Linked DNA regions of Homo sapiens: region 2 is linked to region 1. The links are chromatin contacts, found by Hi-C or POLR2A ChIA-PET in ENCODE. All regions are on one chromosome and are shown on one strand. The core of a region is the stretch at or near the end of the contact, and the rest is flanking DNA. Distances in the headings are between cores, read along the strand shown.

Region 1 (4,747 bases), core at 1,084-3,583:
TGGTCTGTGTCAAAGGAAAGGGTTCTTTTATCAGTAAATAGTACTTGATCAATTGAATATCCATAAGAAAACATGAAACCTGACACCTGCTACATACCATATTCAAAAATTTATTCCAGCTGGGTTATAGATATAAATGGGAAAAATATAAAAATTAAAGCACTTAAGAAAAAACACATACATCCATGGCTTGGGATAGGCAAAAATATAAATTATATGTTTTGTGTTCTTAAACAGAACATAACACAAAATTTGAGGGGAAACAAGGAGGCCTGGCTGCTGATTTCCTTCACATCTGACGTTTATCTCTGTTTTGATGTGCCATTGTGCAAACTTACTTTGAATTTCTGACTTAAAATTTTGCTCATTCAGATAGAGCATAATGGATTATTTAGTCATCCTGACCACTCAGTGGCTGCCAAGAACCTGTCAGGTCTCTAGGGCTGGTTCTGCCCAATATGCCTTTCTGCACTGCTGGGGAACCCTACAGAGGATCAGTCATTTGATCTAATCTTCATGGTTCTAAAAGCAGCAGGGATGTTTCATCACATGAGCATCTCTCAATACCTTTCACACATTCTCAATGTGTGGAAACAATGGCTTTCCTCCTTTTTCCAGTATATTCTCCGAAATGATACCAGCATTTCAGACATGACTCACTGGAAGAGACATTTGATCACCCAAAGGTCTCTGGCCACAAGAGGTTTTGGAGGTGACCTCCATGCATTGTATGATCTCATTAAAAGAACTTTTGGCTCACTTCCATGCTCTGGTATCTGCTTTCAACCACTTCAGTAGTGAAAGAGGGAAAGGGATCTTCAGTCCCTCTCTTAAGGATTTATGGGGTACATAAATTTTGTGAAAACCACACATTTAAACCCCTGATGCCTACCCTGTGACAAACTGAACAGATAAGAAAGGCAATTTTTTAAGACCTAAACCAGTGCCTCAAACCCTTCTATAACATGGTTTATGTTTTCTGATATCTCTAAATGTATATGTGGGTCTTTTTGGACCTCTGTACTCTCATGCTGAATTTCTTTGACAAGAGAATTCAGATATCTAGGTTTGTTTCTTTTCCTGTCAACCTCATTTTTCATACCATGATTTTGTTGTTGTGGAGAAGATGAAAAGCACAAAAAATTAAAGGTAATAAAGAACACTCGGGGACCCGATACATTGAATTATCAGGTGTTAGCATAAAATAATTTGCTTTAAGACTCCATTTTTAGATTATTTTAGATTATAATTTATCTGAAAAATATATGACTACTTTAGAGTAAGTCTGTAGGTTAAAGAATTCACACCACAAAGAAGCCAAAAACAGAGTAATTCATGAAGAAATGGAACACAAACAGGTTTAGTTGTCACTGAATAATTCTCACATAATGAGCACAAAGTCACAAATAGCATAAACTAGCATAAACTAAAAATGACAGTGATGAATGCCAACAAAAGAAATAGAAACTGTATTCCTTTTTAAATGTAAGGCACAATGGGTAAAGCCAATGGGAAATTTCTTGGCTGGTCTGAGAAATATTTTACTTCGCTTAATTAAAATTGTATAACAAGGCCGGGTGCTGTGGCTCACACCTGGATTCCCAGCACTTTGGGAGGCCGAAGTGAATGGATCACCTGAGGTCAGGAGTTCAAGACCAGCCTGGCCAACATGGTGAAACCCTGTCTGTACTAAAATAAATTAGCCTGGCGTGGTGGCAGGCACCTGTAATCCCAGCTACTCTGGAGGCTGAGGCAGTCGCTTGAATCCAAGACACAGAGGTTGCAGTGAGCCCAGACCACGCCATTGCACTCCAGCCTGGGCGACAGAGTAAGGCTCTGTCTCAGTCAATCAATCATTCAATGAAATTGGATAACAGAATGTAAATTTTAACTTTTAAATTCAAATATCCTGCAGGGATTCAGTTAAATCAGGTTAGTTTTCTGTACAGAGACTGTGTAGATGGTTCTATTTTAAACTGTTTAAACTTCGCTTTTCACAGTAGTATTAACTGAAACTCATGTTCATGTTGGAACCGTATAATTACTTGTGTGGTTCCCTGATACCTGATAATCAGATCCAATATGCAAGCATTTCATTAAACACAGCACCATGCATTGCAAGGACTGCCTGGGTACTTTAATTTATATTGATGAATTGCCTACAGTTAGAAGAGCACTATGAGCACATGAAAGATGTGATTATAATTCTGAAAAGTATGTCTGGGTGAGTGTAAAGTTTTTGGATCCTTAACAGTCAAAATAATTTATTGGCATCTTGGCTTATGTTCCTATTAACCCTTCTTAACTCTCCATCACTCCAGGGGCTGAGTCACCTGCACCAGCATAAAGTGATTCATCGAGATATTAAAGGGCAAAATGTCTTGCTGACTGAAAATGCAGAAGTTAAACTAGGTAAGAGCAGAATCCTGTGAGCCTTGGAATTGCAGGAAGTGATGAGATTATATTAACAGCTCTAAAAAAATTAATGTTAATTTGTCACCGTGGATTTGGAGAGCATTGCCCTAAAAATGGAAAGGAAAATGTTTCTTTGCCTATTTTAAAAAATATTTTCTCAAGGCATTCTGAGGAATGAATTATATATAATGTGGGAACAGAACCACTTGCTTAATCAATATATAGAAATAATTGAGATTTTTTTGTTTCAGCAGAGATTAGAAGTGACAAACTTTGAAATGGCCTCCTATATCTTACAGTTTGTTTATACTGTTGCTGCTATAACAGAGCACTAGGACCCAATTTTTTTCCATTAAAATATACACAGGCATATTCAGAATAATCAATTCCTGCTATATTCCCATAGGTTTAAGTTATATTTACATTGATTTTGTTATTACCTTGGGCTCCCGTGCAAAGTGGATACTTAATATTCTACTTTAGGTGCATACTGATTACCCCCACTTCCATCAGTGGGAGAATCCTTCTCTTTGGCGTATCTGTTAGAGCTCTTTCCGCAACAAATCTGGGACTGCCCAAATAGAGAATTACCACATGCATTTGACTGCTTGATGTATATGAGTAAGAGCATGAATTGACAAATATCCAGTAGGATATGTAACTTGTCATCTAGAAAAGAATCGCTGTCCATATGATTGTATATTTTCAAAGAGATTTAAACATCTTCTATGTTTATATCCCAAACATTTGCTCTTCCTTTTTGTTGAAATATATGACTTCCATTTTTTTTCTTAGTTAACATTTGGGACCAAACTTTCTCACCTCATGAATATTCTCTTTTAAAAACAAAAGTATACATTATGTAGGCTAAGCAGTTATATATGTATCAACTAGATAAGCTATCCTGAGAGCATTCTTACTTCACTAATTAACAGTTACTTGTTGAGTATATATTATATGCCAGGCCCTGTACAAGACAATTTTCTATAGATTATCTCTCATAAACATCAGAGCAACTCTGTGTAGATGTCATCATCCTCATTTTACAGATTAGGAAACCGAAGCTCAGAGAGGTTGATCTACTAGCCCTAGGTCATACCACTAGTAGCGGCAGAAATGAGATACAAACTTAGGCAGTCTGACTCAGACTTTTGCTTTTAATCACTTGTCTTGTATCCCCAAAATACTACCCTTTCTGACAACCAAGCTTACTTTTTTTTAACACCTATTTTTGGTCCCTGTGAAGCCTTGGTGTAATCAAATGTAATTCTTTGTGCCTTCCTCATGGGTACACTTCATCCATTTCTCATGCAGTTTAAAAACATATTCACAATATAGAAAAGGTAGAAGCAACCCAGGTGCCCATCAACAGGTGAACAGATAAACAAAATGTGGTCCATACACACAATGGAATATTATTCAACCTTGAGAAGGAAGGAAATTCTAACACATGCTGCAACGTGGATGAACCTTGATGATATTATGCTAACTGAAATAAGCCAGTCACAAAAAGACAAATACTGTATGATTCCACTTATACAAGGTAGTGAGAATAGTCAAATTTATAGAGATGGAAAGTAGAATAATTGCCAGGGGTTGGGGCAAGGGGGAATTGGGAGCTATTGTTTAATAGGTACAAAGTTTCAGCTGGGGAAGATGAGAAATTCTGGAGATGGACAGTGGTGAAGGTTGCACAACAGTGTGGATGTGCTTAGTGCCCCAGAAATGTACATTTGAAAATGGTCAAAATTGTACACTTTATGTTACTTATGTTTTACCACAATAAAATAATTCACATTCATTTTATCGCTATCTAAAACCTATGATCACAGACTTTATTTACTTGTCTTTTCTTAAATAGTGGACTTTGGAGTCAGTGCTCAGCTTGATCGAACAGTGGGCAGGAGGAATACTTTCATTGGAACTCCCTACTGGATGGCACCAGAAGTTATTGCCTGTGATGAAAACCCAGATGCCACATATGATTTCAAGGTATGGCTTCTTTGTCGTGTTTCAAAACTATGCCTACCATCTTATCCTGAGTCTTATAAAGTCTTACATGCCCTTATATTTATGATTTATGTCACCCAAAGGGAGAACTGAAAAACATTATTTGAGTTTAAGACCTGTAAGACATTCAAGTGAGGATCTTTTTAATGAATTCACCCATCTTATCTGATGGCCTGTTTGTAAAAAATAAAAAAATAAATAAAAAGTTTAAATCATTTTCTATATTTTTTTAAATTTACTCTTGCTTCTTATTATTGGAAAATAGATTGGATTTCCATTTTGGTTATGGTTTAGATTTTTGGAAGAGTATATATTCTGATAG
Region 2 (4,747 bases), core at 1,006-3,505, 290 kb before region 1:
CCACTCTGAGTAAGAAGATTGTATACATATCTTTATATAAAAACTTTTAACATAAATGTTTATAGCAATGTTATTCATAATAGGCAGAAAGTAAAAACAACTCGAATGTCCATCATCTGATTAATGGATAAACAAAATGTGATAAATCTGTACAATAGAATATTATTCAGCCACAAAAGGATTGAAGTACTGATACATGCTGTGACATGGATGGATCTTGAAAACATAATGTTAAGTGAAAGAAGCCAGTCACAAAAGGTCACATATTATATGATTCTATTTATATGAAATGCTCAGAATAGGCAAATAATCTTTTTTTTTTTTTTTTTTGAGACAGAGTCTCACTCTGTTGCCCAGGCTGGAGTGCAGTGACGCGATCTTGGCTCACTGCAACCTCCACTTCCCAGGTTCAAGTGATTCTCCTTAGGCAAATTCATAATCTTATGCATAAACATTCTGTACTTGGAGACAGAAAATAGATTAGTGGTTGCCTGGGGCTAGGAGTGGGAATGGGTTTTAGGATAAGACATCCCCAGATTCAACATTACAGGCTCTGATACGTTGGGCAATGTATTGAAAAACTCTTGACCTCAGTTTCCTCAACTATATAGTGGAAATAATAATACCAACCAACTGTGGAGATTAAATTGAGCATGTAAATAAGGAGTCTGATAGAAGAGACACATTTAGAAAATGGTAATTATTATTACTTCTGCTACTACTACTATTATTATTATTATGAACAAAGAACACAGGGTGAGGACCAATGCAGCATAAGAGACACAAAGGCTGAAACACACGCCGGGCGTGGTGGCTCAAGCCTGTAATCCCAGCACACTGGGAGGCCGAGGTGGGCGGATCACCTGAGGTTGGGAGTTAGAGACCAGCCTGACCAACATGGAGAAACCCTGTCTCTACTAAAAATACAAAAAATTAGCCAGGCGTGGTGGCGCATGCCTGTAATCCCAGCTACTCGGGAGGCTGAGGCAGGAGAATCACTAGAACCCAGGAGGTGGAGGTTGTGGTGAGCCGGGATCGCACCATTGTGCTCCAGCCTGGGCAACAAGAGCGAAACTCTGTCTCAAAAAACAAACAAACAAACAAACAAACAAAAAAACCACACACTAGAAAGTGGGCACAGAATCGTTGTGGAGAGATTGTCTGTGTTAATAATTTGATCATTCTAAGGCATTGAGGACTGTTTAAATTCAATTCCAGCTATCAACGAGGTAAAATGTGTTTTAAAAATAAATATGGAGAAAAATAGAAATTTTCATGGAGAAGTGAGGGGAGCAGATCACTTCTCAAAGACTGTAGAGAGACTTTACAGACCTCACGGGTAGAATCTCAGCCTTAGAATTAGGAATTATAGCAACAGCTAACTTGGCTAACCATCCCCCTGGGCCAGTACTCTTACAGACATTATCTCATTTATTCCACTTGATAATACCATGAGATAAATGCTATTATATCCCCGTTTTTCTAAATAAGAAAATAAATACTTCGAAGACTTAAGTAACCTTCCCAAAGTCATACGGCTGGAAAGGGGCTGCCTCAATCCCAAGCATGTGGTCTGCCAAGAAAGGGAGGTGCTGGCAAGGAGGAAGGAATGACAACCAAGAGGAATCTTGAAGAGGAAAGGGGTAACCTGTGGTCATTCCATTTAGATGGCCTCATCCAAGACTGTGACCTTCACACCTCCCAGCTGCATTCCCAATGTGTTCCCTGTGTACCCAACTCCAGGGGCACCATTCACAGATAGTACACTGTGAGTAGCGGCAAAGCAGCTGCCTGCTGCCATCATGTCATCATAGGTAGCAAAGTGGCTTATGAAAAGAAGATTGCAAGGTAAGTGTGTGTAGTGGGTACTGGGACAAAAAGAAAAATTGGAAAGGGATTCTGGGGAATGTGATAAGGAGTGAACTAGAAATAAATGAAGGATCAGGTGGCAGCACTCCACTGAGGTCAGGAACAGGGAAAGATACAGGGTTCGCTTCATCAGGAAGGGAAGGAAAAGGGAACTTTGGTTTAGAGACTTTAGGAGAGATACAAAGCATCCCTTAACAGTTCTAGGACTCTTAGAACAGGGAGAGAGAGGGCTGGGAGTTCTGTGTGAGAAGGGACTGAGAAGGTGGAAGGAAGAAAGCCACAGAAAAACCGTGCCCACTGCATAGTTTCACCAGACTATTTCTGAGCTTTTTTGTTGTTGTTGTAGATGGTGAGGTGGAAAAGAAAACAGGTTAGTGATTGGTCCTTTTACTTAAAAAAGAAATACTCAGGAAGTTTTGATGACTCAGTAATGAAAGTGATAATGTTTTTGAAGTGTGAAGCATGTAAGATGAATTTTTTTGTAGTTGTTTTTTGTTTAAATTGGAAATGGGGCTATTTTTCCACCTATGAAAGATATATTTCAATTATGGAAGATGATATTTCTACCCACAAGTCAGTTTGGCAACAATGCATTGGATTTCACCTTTGATTTTGTTTTTTTGGGTTTTTTGAGACCATGTTTCGCTCCTGTCACCCAGGCTGGAGTGCAATGGTGTGATTTCAGCTCACTGCAACCACCGCCTCCTGGGTTCAAGAGATTCTCCTGCCTCAGCCTCCCGAGTACCTGGGATTACAGGCACCCGCCACCACGCCTGGCTAATTTTTTGTATTCTTAGTGGAGACGGGTTTCACTATGTTGGCCAGGCTGGTCACAAATTCCTGACCTCAGGTGATCCACCCACCTCAACCTCCCAAAGTGCTAGGTTTACAGGCGTGAGCCACCGCGCCTGGCCCTTGCCTTTGATTTTGGATGGCCAGGCTCTAAATGTTTCAACCGACCTCTGGTGGTTATTCTCCTGGTATGCCCACTACAGTATAGATGTGCAGTCTCCACCAACTCACCAAATGACTGACTGACAGACAGGACCAGTCTCAAAACCCTATATTAAGGTTTAGTCCCCAGCTAAAGTTATAATAATATTTTTAAATTACGGTAAACCCAATAACCATATCTGAAATTTCTCAGAAATTCTAAAATAGCTTTTAAAAAGATCTTAAAATGGAAGATGAATCAATTCAAATACATTTGAGAAGACCTATTCACGGTGGCTTAAAATCCAATATTTGCATTCATGGTGAAATTCTTAAGCACTTTTCTGATGAACGTTAATGGGATTAAAGCTTGTTCTGGAAATCATTTACTGACCTATCCAACTGACTACTAGTCAAGGATTGAGTGAACTTTAGACGTTCTGTCTTTTTCAATCTGTCCTATATTGAGTATCTTACCAGTCTCTTTTTCTATAAAATAAAGCAGTGAATATTTGAATGAACTTGTTAGGGGCCTTTTTTCTTGCATGATATAAAAGCATTGTGGTAATAAAACTTCCATATATGTTCATAATTAAATGATCAGAAAAGTTTTCTTAAATAGCACGTAACAAAAATAATAATGATTCTTTAAATATCATCTAATACCAGGTCATATTTGTATTTGTTGCTGTATTCAGGTTATCACTAAGCTTACTAAAATTCAGGAATCACAGGCCTCTGTTATACAGAAACTCAATAAGGTAATAACAAGCTTTGGCTCTTTTCCTAAAATAGGAAAATCAACATCCATGATAAAGGCAAGAACGTCTTAATCCATGAGCTCTAAACTTTTTTTTTTTTTTTTTGAGACAGAGTCTCCCTCTTGTCGCCCAGGTCAGAGTGCAGTGGCACGATCTCAGCTCCACCTCCCGGGTTCAAGTGATTCTCCTCCCTCAGCCTCCCAAGTAGCTGAGATTTCAGGCACCCACCAACACATCCAGCTAATTTTTGTATTTCTAGTAGAGACAGGGTTTCACCATGTTGGCCAGGCTGGTCTCGAACTCCTGACCTCAGATGATCCACCGGCCTCAGCCTCCCAAAGTGCTGGAATTACAGGCATGAGCCACCACGCCTGGCCCACGAGCTGTAAAGTTTTCTTAGTTTTGGAATACTTTTGATAATTTTGAAGCTGTGGACCATCTTCCTCAGAAAAATGCACATATGCAGACATCAAAAATGTCCACAATTTCAGGGGGGTTCATGGAGCACTTGAAGATCATGTGAGGGTCTAGGACTCTGGTTAAGAACACATGCTTTAAATGTTCCTTCTCAGTTGGTTGCTCTGCTGCTGTTACTAAACAAGAAGGACGCCATCAACAGGACTTGCACAGGCCGGTCGCAGTGGCTCACGCCTGTAATCCCAGCAATTTGGGAGGCTGAGGTGGGCAGATTACTTGAGGTCAGGAGTTCAAGACCAGCCTGGCCAATATGGCAAAAATCTGTCTAAAAATACAAAAATTAGCAAGGTGTGGTGGCACACACCTGTCATCCCAGCTACTTGGGTGGCTGAAGCATGAGAATCCGCTCCTTGGAGGCGGAGGTTGCAGCCTAGGTGACAGAGCAAGACTCTGTCTCAGAAAACAAAGAAAAACAGTTTGATAAATGTGTCCCAATGAAATTACGAAGAAGAAGAAAAAAAAAAGCAGGACATGCACATACCCTGTTTCTTTAGGAGAGAGCATGTGTCACTGCCACGCACTCCAGACCTGGTTGGGAGTACAATGTACAGTCACATGATGTAGTGGCAAAAGCAATGTACTTGGTGGCAGAATTAGATTCTGCCAGCCACTCTTTCAATACTTTCAGAAAATCCATTTAGCCCTTTGGGGAGACAAAGATACGGCTAAGGTTAGGAATTTGTACTGCACGGAGCTCTAGAGTATTA

Evidence for each region. A loop is a pair of places that touch in the nucleus more often than their neighbours do. ChIA-PET counts read pairs that join two places held with the same protein, here RNA polymerase II (POLR2A). Pooled maps may share reads with other maps.
Region 2: a loop to region 1 is called in a map of right cardiac atrium, with 2.4 times the contacts of the local background. The contact joins two enhancer-like sites. A Hi-C loop is called at or near these places in 1 of 168 maps with a recorded cell type or tissue (right cardiac atrium) and 6 of 50 pooled maps. POLR2A ChIA-PET finds 5 or more read pairs at or near these places in 4 of 52 experiments (BJ, Panc1, activated T-cell and 1 more).

The regions. Positions count from the first base shown.
Region 1 is chr3:171,188,362-171,193,108 of GRCh38, reverse strand. It overlaps TNIK (TRAF2 and NCK interacting kinase), which reads left to right. Exons shown (of 33, transcript NM_015028.4): 6 at 2,322-2,412; 7 at 4,277-4,407. Among named protein-coding and RNA genes, the nearest start is that of MIR569, 84 kb to the right of the region's middle. RefSeq lists an enhancer at 3,370-3,419. Within about 2 kb of position 2,333, at least 2 of the 41 ENCODE cell types and tissues checked have a DNase peak (open chromatin) inside an H3K27ac peak, as active enhancers do.
Region 2 is chr3:171,478,204-171,482,950 of GRCh38, reverse strand. No RefSeq gene overlaps it. Among named protein-coding and RNA genes, the nearest start is that of TNIK, 20 kb to the right of the region's middle. Within about 2 kb of position 2,255, at least 4 of the 41 ENCODE cell types and tissues checked have a DNase peak (open chromatin) inside an H3K27ac peak, as active enhancers do.